Regions from separate parts of the Homo sapiens genome. Here region 2 is linked to region 1. A link is a contact called in ENCODE Hi-C or POLR2A ChIA-PET data. All regions are on one chromosome and are shown on one strand. The core of a region is the stretch at or near the end of the contact, and the rest is flanking DNA. Distances in the headings are between cores, read along the strand shown.

Region 1 (3,401 bases), core at 375-2,874:
GTAAAATTTCTGTACATTCTATGCCATGCTGAAGCTCATTTTACAACCCTAAGCTCTCACCTTAAGGTCCATACATGCTCCTAAGGAAAATCCACCACAGCGCACTCAGTCCTCCCGTGGAGGCACCTGCTGCACTCTGCTGCAGTGTTCTTCCTTTCTAATAAACTTTCCTTTTCCAAACCTATACTGTTGTCAGTAAGTTCTTTCTTTTTTGAGACCCCTCCCCCCACCCCAAGACATGCCAGTAGTCCCAGCTAGTTGGGATGCTGAGACAGGAGATGGCACCACTGCACTCCAGCCTGGGCAACAGAGCGAGACTCATCTCAAAAAAAAAAAAAAAAGGATCAAACAGTACTAAAGACCCTATTATAAAAGTCTTTCACTCACAGTGTCCCTGAATCTCCCCCTCCCTCCCACAACCACTGTTTACAGAGCCTTAAATAAACAGATGATAATGTGTTACCTTGCTCAGTCCCTGGCCTGGAGTGCTGTGGTGCCATCTGGACTCACTGCAGCCTTGACCTCCCAGACTCAAGCGAGCCTACCCTCTCAACCTCCTCAGTAGCTGGGACCACAGGCACATGCCATCATGCTGGGCTAATCTTTGTATTTTTTGTAGAGAAGGAGGGGTTTTGCCTTGTTGCCCAGGCTGGTCTTGGACTCCTAGATTCAAGTGATCTGCCTGCCTCAACCTCTTAGGATCAGGGGCCACTGCAATGGGCTAGACATTTTTTTTTTTGAGTCAGGGTCTTACTCTGTTGCCTGGCCTGGAGTGCAGTGGTGTGGTCATGGCTCACTGCAGCCTCAAACCCCTGGGTTCAAGCCGTCCTCCTGTCTCAGCCTCCTGAGGAGCTAGCTGGGACCACAAACACAGGCCACTGTGCCCAGATGATTTTTGTAGAGACAGGGTTTCTCCATGTTACCCAGGCTGGTCTCGAACTCCTGGACTTAAGCGCTCCACCTGCCTCGGCCTCCCTAAGTGCTGTGACTACGGGTGTGAGCCACCACATCTAGCACACCTAGTGCAGTCCTTCTGGAGAGTGGGCCACTCCCAGCCCCGGAGCAGCCTTACTCAAGCCCTCCCTGATCAGATAGGCAGCCTGACAAGTTGCACTGCCTGGGGAAGAGCAGCAAGAACCCTGCTCTGGAAGTTAAGAGTTCCCGGTTCTAGCCCAGAGCTGCTTTCCTTACTAGTTATTGATCTTGCCGAAGTCATTTCCTGTCTCTGGCTCTGTTTCCCAATCTGTAAAATTGTTACTGGAAAGGGGTCCCAATCTAGACCCTAAGAAAGGTGAGAGAGCGAACGGGCCCCGGAGACAAAAAGTTCTTATCTGAGCAATTTAGATAAGGAGCAATCTAAGGAGCAAAGACCACATGTTGACCATCAAACAGGCCATCTGGAGGCAAAACTTGTCTGGAGAATTTAGAAGTAATCCCAGCACTTTGGAAGGCTGAGGTAGATGGATCACTTAAGGTCAAGAGTTCGAGGGAGCGGCAGCGGCGGCCAGGCACGGCGCGAGGCGACGCCACAGGACAGCGGCGGCAGCAGGAAATGCAGCGGCGGCCGCAGCAGCAGCAAAACGGATCGGTGGAGAGGCGCCGCCGCCGCCGGGCCGGGCGTCGCGCGCCGAGGCTCGGGGGGAGTCGTCGCAGCCGCCGCCACCGCTACCGCAGCCGCCGCCGCCGCCGCCGCCCAGGTGACTGAGGAGAGAGGCACCTCCTCGCTCCCGCCGCCGCCGGACTTCAATGCCCAGTCCCCAGCTCGCCAGCGTTTTTCGTTGGAATATACGTTGCACATTTATGGCGATTCTGAATGTGAGAGCAGATTTCTGCCAGGCTGAGCACAGCGTTTTCGCTGACAAGTGAGCTTGGAGGTTCTATGTGCCATAATTAACATTGCCTTGAAGACTTCTGGACACCGAGACTGGCCTCAGAAATAGTTGGCTATTTATTTATTTATTTATTTATTTATTTATTTATTTATTTATTTATTTTGAGACGGCGTCTCGCTCTGTCGCCCAGGCTGGAGTGCAGTGGCGCGATCTCAGCTCACTGCAACCTCCGCTTCCTGGGTTCACGCCATTCTCCTGCCTCAGCCTCCTGAGCAGCTGGGACCACAGGCGCCCGCCACTACGCCCGGCTAATTTTTTGTATTTTTAGTAGAGACGGGGTTTCACCATGTTAGCCAAGATGGTCTCGATCTCCTGACCTCGTGATCCACCCGCCCTGGCCTCCCAAAGTGCTGGGATTACAGGCGTGAGCCACCGCACCCCGGCAGCTTTTTTTTTTTTTTTTTTTTTTTTTTTGAGAGAGAGTTTCCCTCTGTCGCCCAGGCTAGAGTGCAATGGCGCAATCTCGGCTCACTGCAAGCTCTGCCTCCCGGGTTCAGGCCATTCTCCTGCTTCAGCCTCCTGAGCAGCTGGGACTACAGACGCCCGTCACTGCGCCCGGCTAATTTTTTGTGTTTTTAGTAGAGACGGGGTTTCACCGTGTTAGCCAGGATGGTCTCGATTTCCTGACCTCGTGATCCGCCCGCCTCGGCCTCCCAAAGTGCTGGGATTACAGGCGTGAGCCACCGCGTCCGGCCAGCTTTTTTTTTTTAATTGCAAGCATATTTCTTTGAATGACTCCAGTAAAATTAAGCATCAAGTAAACAAGTGGAAAGTGACCTACACTTTTAACTTGTCTCACTAGTGCCTAAATGTAGTAAAGGCTGCTTCAGTTTTGTATGTAGTTGGGTTTTTTGGAGTCCGAAGGTATCCATCTGCAGAAATTGAGGCCCAAATTGAATTTGGATTCAAGTGGATTCTAAATACTTTGCTTATCTTGAAGAGAGAAGCTTCATAAGGAATAAACAAGTTGAATAGAGAAAACACTGATTGATAATAGGCATTTTCATGGTCTTTTTAATGTTTTCTGTTGTTAAACATTTCAAGATTTATTGATTTTTTTTTTCACTTTCCCCATCACACTCACAGGCACGCTCACACTTTTTATTTGCCGTAATGAACCGTCTAGCCCCTGTGGAGATCTCCTATGAGAACATGTGTTTTCTGATAACTCACAACCCTACCAATGCTACTCTCAACAAGTTCACAGAGGAACTTAAGAAGTATGGAGTGACGACTTCGGTTTGAGTTTGTGATGCTACATATGATAAAGCTCCAGTTGAAAAAGAAGGAATCCACGTTCTAGATTGGCCATTTGATGATGGAGCTCCATCCCCTAATCAGATAGTAGATGATTGGTTAAACCTGTTAAACACCAAATTTCGTGAAGAGCCAGGTTGCTGTGTTGCAGTGCATTGCGTTGTGGAATTGGGAAGGGCACCTGTGCTGGTTGCACTTGCTTTGATTGAATGTGGAATGAAGTACGTAGATGCAGTTCAGTTTATAAGACAA
Region 2 (3,401 bases), core at 258-2,757, 410 kb after region 1:
AGGCTGAGGCAGGAGAATCGCTTGAACCCAGGACAAGGAGGTTGCCGTGAGCTGAGATCATACCACTGCACTCCAGCCTGGGCGACAAGAGCGAAACTCCGTCTCAAAAAAAAAAAACTACTCTCTTTGCAATTTTCAAGAATACAATACATTAGTTTTCAGTGGTTTTGTTTTTTTGAGATTGAGTCTTGCTCTTTTGCCTAGGCTAGAGGGCAGTGGCACAATCTCGGCGCAATCTCGGCTCAGCAACCTCTGACTCCGGAGTTCAAGTGATTCTCCTGCCTCAGCCTCCTGAGTAGCTGGGACTACAGGTGTGTGCCACCATGCTCAGCTAATTTTTGTATTTTTAGTAGAGATGGAGTTTCACCATGTTGGCCAGGCTGGTCGCGAACTCCTGACCTCAAGTGATCTATCTGCCTCAGCCTCCCAAAGTGCTGGGATTACAGGCATGAGCCACCACGCCTGGCCTAATACATTGTTATTAAACACCTATAGTCATTGTGTAGTACTACAGTTATCTTAAATTTATTTCTCCTATCTTGGCCAACCAAGGTGGCTCAGGCCTGTAATCCCAGAACTTCGGGAGGCCAAGGCAGGAAGATCACTTGAGCTCAAGAGTTCAAGACAAGCCTAGGCAACATGGCAAGACCCTGTCTCCACAAAAGTAGAAAAAGTAGCCAGGTGCGGTGGTGTGTGCTTGTAGTCCCAGCTACTCAGGAGGCTGAAGTGGGAGGATCGCTTGAGCCCAGGAAAGTCGAGGCTGCAATGAGACAAGATTTCCATTGCACTCCAGCCCAGGAAACAGAGTAAGACCTTGTCTAAAAAAAAAAAAAAAGCAAACAAGCCCACAAGCAGACAAAAAAAAAAAAAAAAAATCAAAAAACTTATTCCTCCTATCTAACTAAAAGTGTGTATCCTTTGACCAACAACTCCTCAACCCCTCTCCCTCCTCCAAACTCTTGGCTTTGAGGTTGGTGTTTTAAAATGAACAGGGATATTTACTAACAGGCCTCTGCCACAGGTCACTTCTGCAGGGAGTTTATGGCTCAGCAAAAGAGAAAGCTGTCCCTGTGAGAGCCTCTTCTGCTCCAGACACAACTCCAGGTCAGTTAACTAAGTCCTACTTATTCCTTAGTTTGAAGCCTGGCACTCTGCCTGTAGTATTTTGCACAGAAGATACAGACCTTTCTAAAGAAAGAAGGAAATTCCTCCATCACTCGTTCCCAAACATCCCTACTTGCCCTCTGTTGAGAACACTAGTCATAGTTTGGATCAAATTCAGGAAAGGAATGGGAGACAGAGACGCTTTCTGAAAAAGATTTTTTTCATTAGGGCAAACACTGTCTGTTTTCCTTTTGGTACCAGGTTTTAAATAAACCCTAGAGTTTATTTAAGTTCTCATTCAGGGACAGATCTGGCATTCTAGCACAGCTTGGCCGACTCACTGGTTTCCACTCAGGACTCCAAGGCAGGGTGGAGCACAGGACACTGGCACAATGCCTTCCTGAATTCAGTCTGTGTGTGTTTGTTGTTGTTGTTGTTGTTGTTGTTGTTTTTGAGACGGAGCTTTGCTCTTGTTGCCTAGGCTGGATGGAGTGCAACGGCGCGATCTTGGCTCACTGCAACCTCCGCCTCCCGGGTTCAAGCAATTCTCCTACCTCAGCCTCCAGAGTAGCTGGGATTGCAGGCATGCGCCACCACACTTGGCTAATTTTGTATTTTTAGTAGAGGCGGGGTTTTTCCCATGTTGGTCAGGCTGATCTCAAACTCCCGACCTCAGGTGATCCACCTGCCTCAGCCTCCCAAAGTGTTGGGATTACAGGCATGAGCCACAGCGCCGGCCCTGAATTCAGTCTGTCTACTGCTCTGGGTCTCTTCCACCTGATACCTTTCATCTTTCATACTAACATCTGTTCTAGTACCTACATGCATCACCTTAGTGGAAGCTACAGCAGCTGTCTTCAGCAATTTATGGGTACGCACATAAAAAAATTTCCTTAGAAGCCAAGGAGTCCCCCTTACTATTTCTGTGCCGTAAAGTGGGTTATAGTAACATTCCAGAATATATAACCTGTGTGTGTACCTAAAACTTGATTACTCCAATAAATGAACTCATTTTGTTTCCTGGTGAACCTCATAAAAGACAATCCACCCCTTCCCCTGAACACACTCTGTTCTTCTCCCCCTCTCCCTGGGGCATTGGATTAGGGCCTCAGTGACAGGCAAGAATGACATCACCAGTTCAAAAACTGCTGCTTTATTTTCTCTTTCTTTATACAACCAATTACCATTTTCACATAATTTGCTCAAGTGTTTATGGCTTTTCTTAATTATTTCATAAGGTTCCTTCCTTCTTAGGACACCCAGTTCATGTGTCCATTTTCAGGTCAAGAAACTGAAGCTCAGGGAGTCTCAGCAGGGGGACCAGACATCCAGGCTACCTTAACACCGTCTGGGTTTCTGACTGTTGTTCTGGCATGAGGTTTGCCTAACTCTGGATATTAAAATTACATGGTTGCTCTAGGTCTAAGTGACAAGAACCCACCTGAGTGGTAGTGAGCAAGAGTGGCCTCCCAGGTCACTGTTCTTGTTGTTGCACCTGTGTTCTGAATCTTTGTGTACCCCTAAAAATTCATATGTTGAAATCCTAACCCCCTAAGTGGTATCAGGAGGTGGGCCCTTTAGCAGGTGATTAGGTCACGGGGGCAGAGCCTTCGTGAATGAAATTAGTGCATTATAAAAGAGGCCCGAGAGGGCTGGGTGCGGAGGCTCATGCCTGTAATCCCAGCACTTTGGGAGGCTGAGGCAGGCGGATCACCTGAGGTCAGGAGTTCGAGACCAGCCTGGCCAACATGGTGAAACCCCATCTCTACTAAAAATACAAAATATTAGCTGGGTGGGATGGCAGGCGCCTGTAATCCCAGCTACTCGGGAGGCTGAGGCAGGAGAATCACTTGAACCTAGGGGGTGGAGGTTGCAGTGAGCTGAGATTGCACCATTGCACTTCAGCCTGAGCAACAAGAGTGAAACTCCATCTGTCTCAAAAAAAAAAAAAAAAAAAAAAGGCCCAAGAAAGACCCCTTACCCTTTGCACCAAGGGTGCAAAAAGATGGCTATTCCTGAACCAGTATTTGAACCTTCACACCAGACACTGAATTTGCCAGCTTCCCAGCCTCCACTGTGAGAAATACATTTTTGTTGTTTATAAGCTACCTAGTTTTTGTTATTATAGCAGTCAGATCAGACTAAGGCACACCCTAAAGAAACAAACACAGAGAGGGACAGAGATCTCACACAGAGACAAATTCACATGGGTCTCTGTTCAAGATCCTGCCTGAGTCCTTCTACAAAAGTAAGGAAGCTTCTGTGAAGCAAACATTTCCCTTTCTCCCACTAATGGA

Evidence for each region. A loop is a pair of places that touch in the nucleus more often than their neighbours do. ChIA-PET counts read pairs that join two places held with the same protein, here RNA polymerase II (POLR2A). Pooled maps may share reads with other maps.
Region 2: POLR2A ChIA-PET joins it to region 1 with 13 read pairs in T-cell. The contact joins two enhancer-like sites. A Hi-C loop is called at or near these places in 7 of 37 single-sample maps with no recorded cell type and 7 of 50 pooled maps. POLR2A ChIA-PET finds 5 or more read pairs at or near these places in 1 of 52 experiments (T-cell).

Annotation. Positions count from the first base shown.
Region 1 is chr17:42,530,532-42,533,932 of GRCh38, forward strand. It overlaps the pseudogene PTP4A2P1. Among named protein-coding and RNA genes, the nearest start is that of NAGLU, 4.0 kb to the right of the region's middle. RefSeq lists a silencer at 1,599-1,748 and an enhancer at 2,109-2,158. Within about 2 kb of position 1,625, at least 26 of the 41 ENCODE cell types and tissues checked have a DNase peak (open chromatin) inside an H3K27ac peak, as active enhancers do.
Region 2 is chr17:42,944,821-42,948,221 of GRCh38, forward strand. No RefSeq gene overlaps it. Among named protein-coding and RNA genes, the nearest start is that of AARSD1, 18 kb to the right of the region's middle. Within about 2 kb of position 1,508, at least 3 of the 41 ENCODE cell types and tissues checked have a DNase peak (open chromatin) inside an H3K27ac peak, as active enhancers do.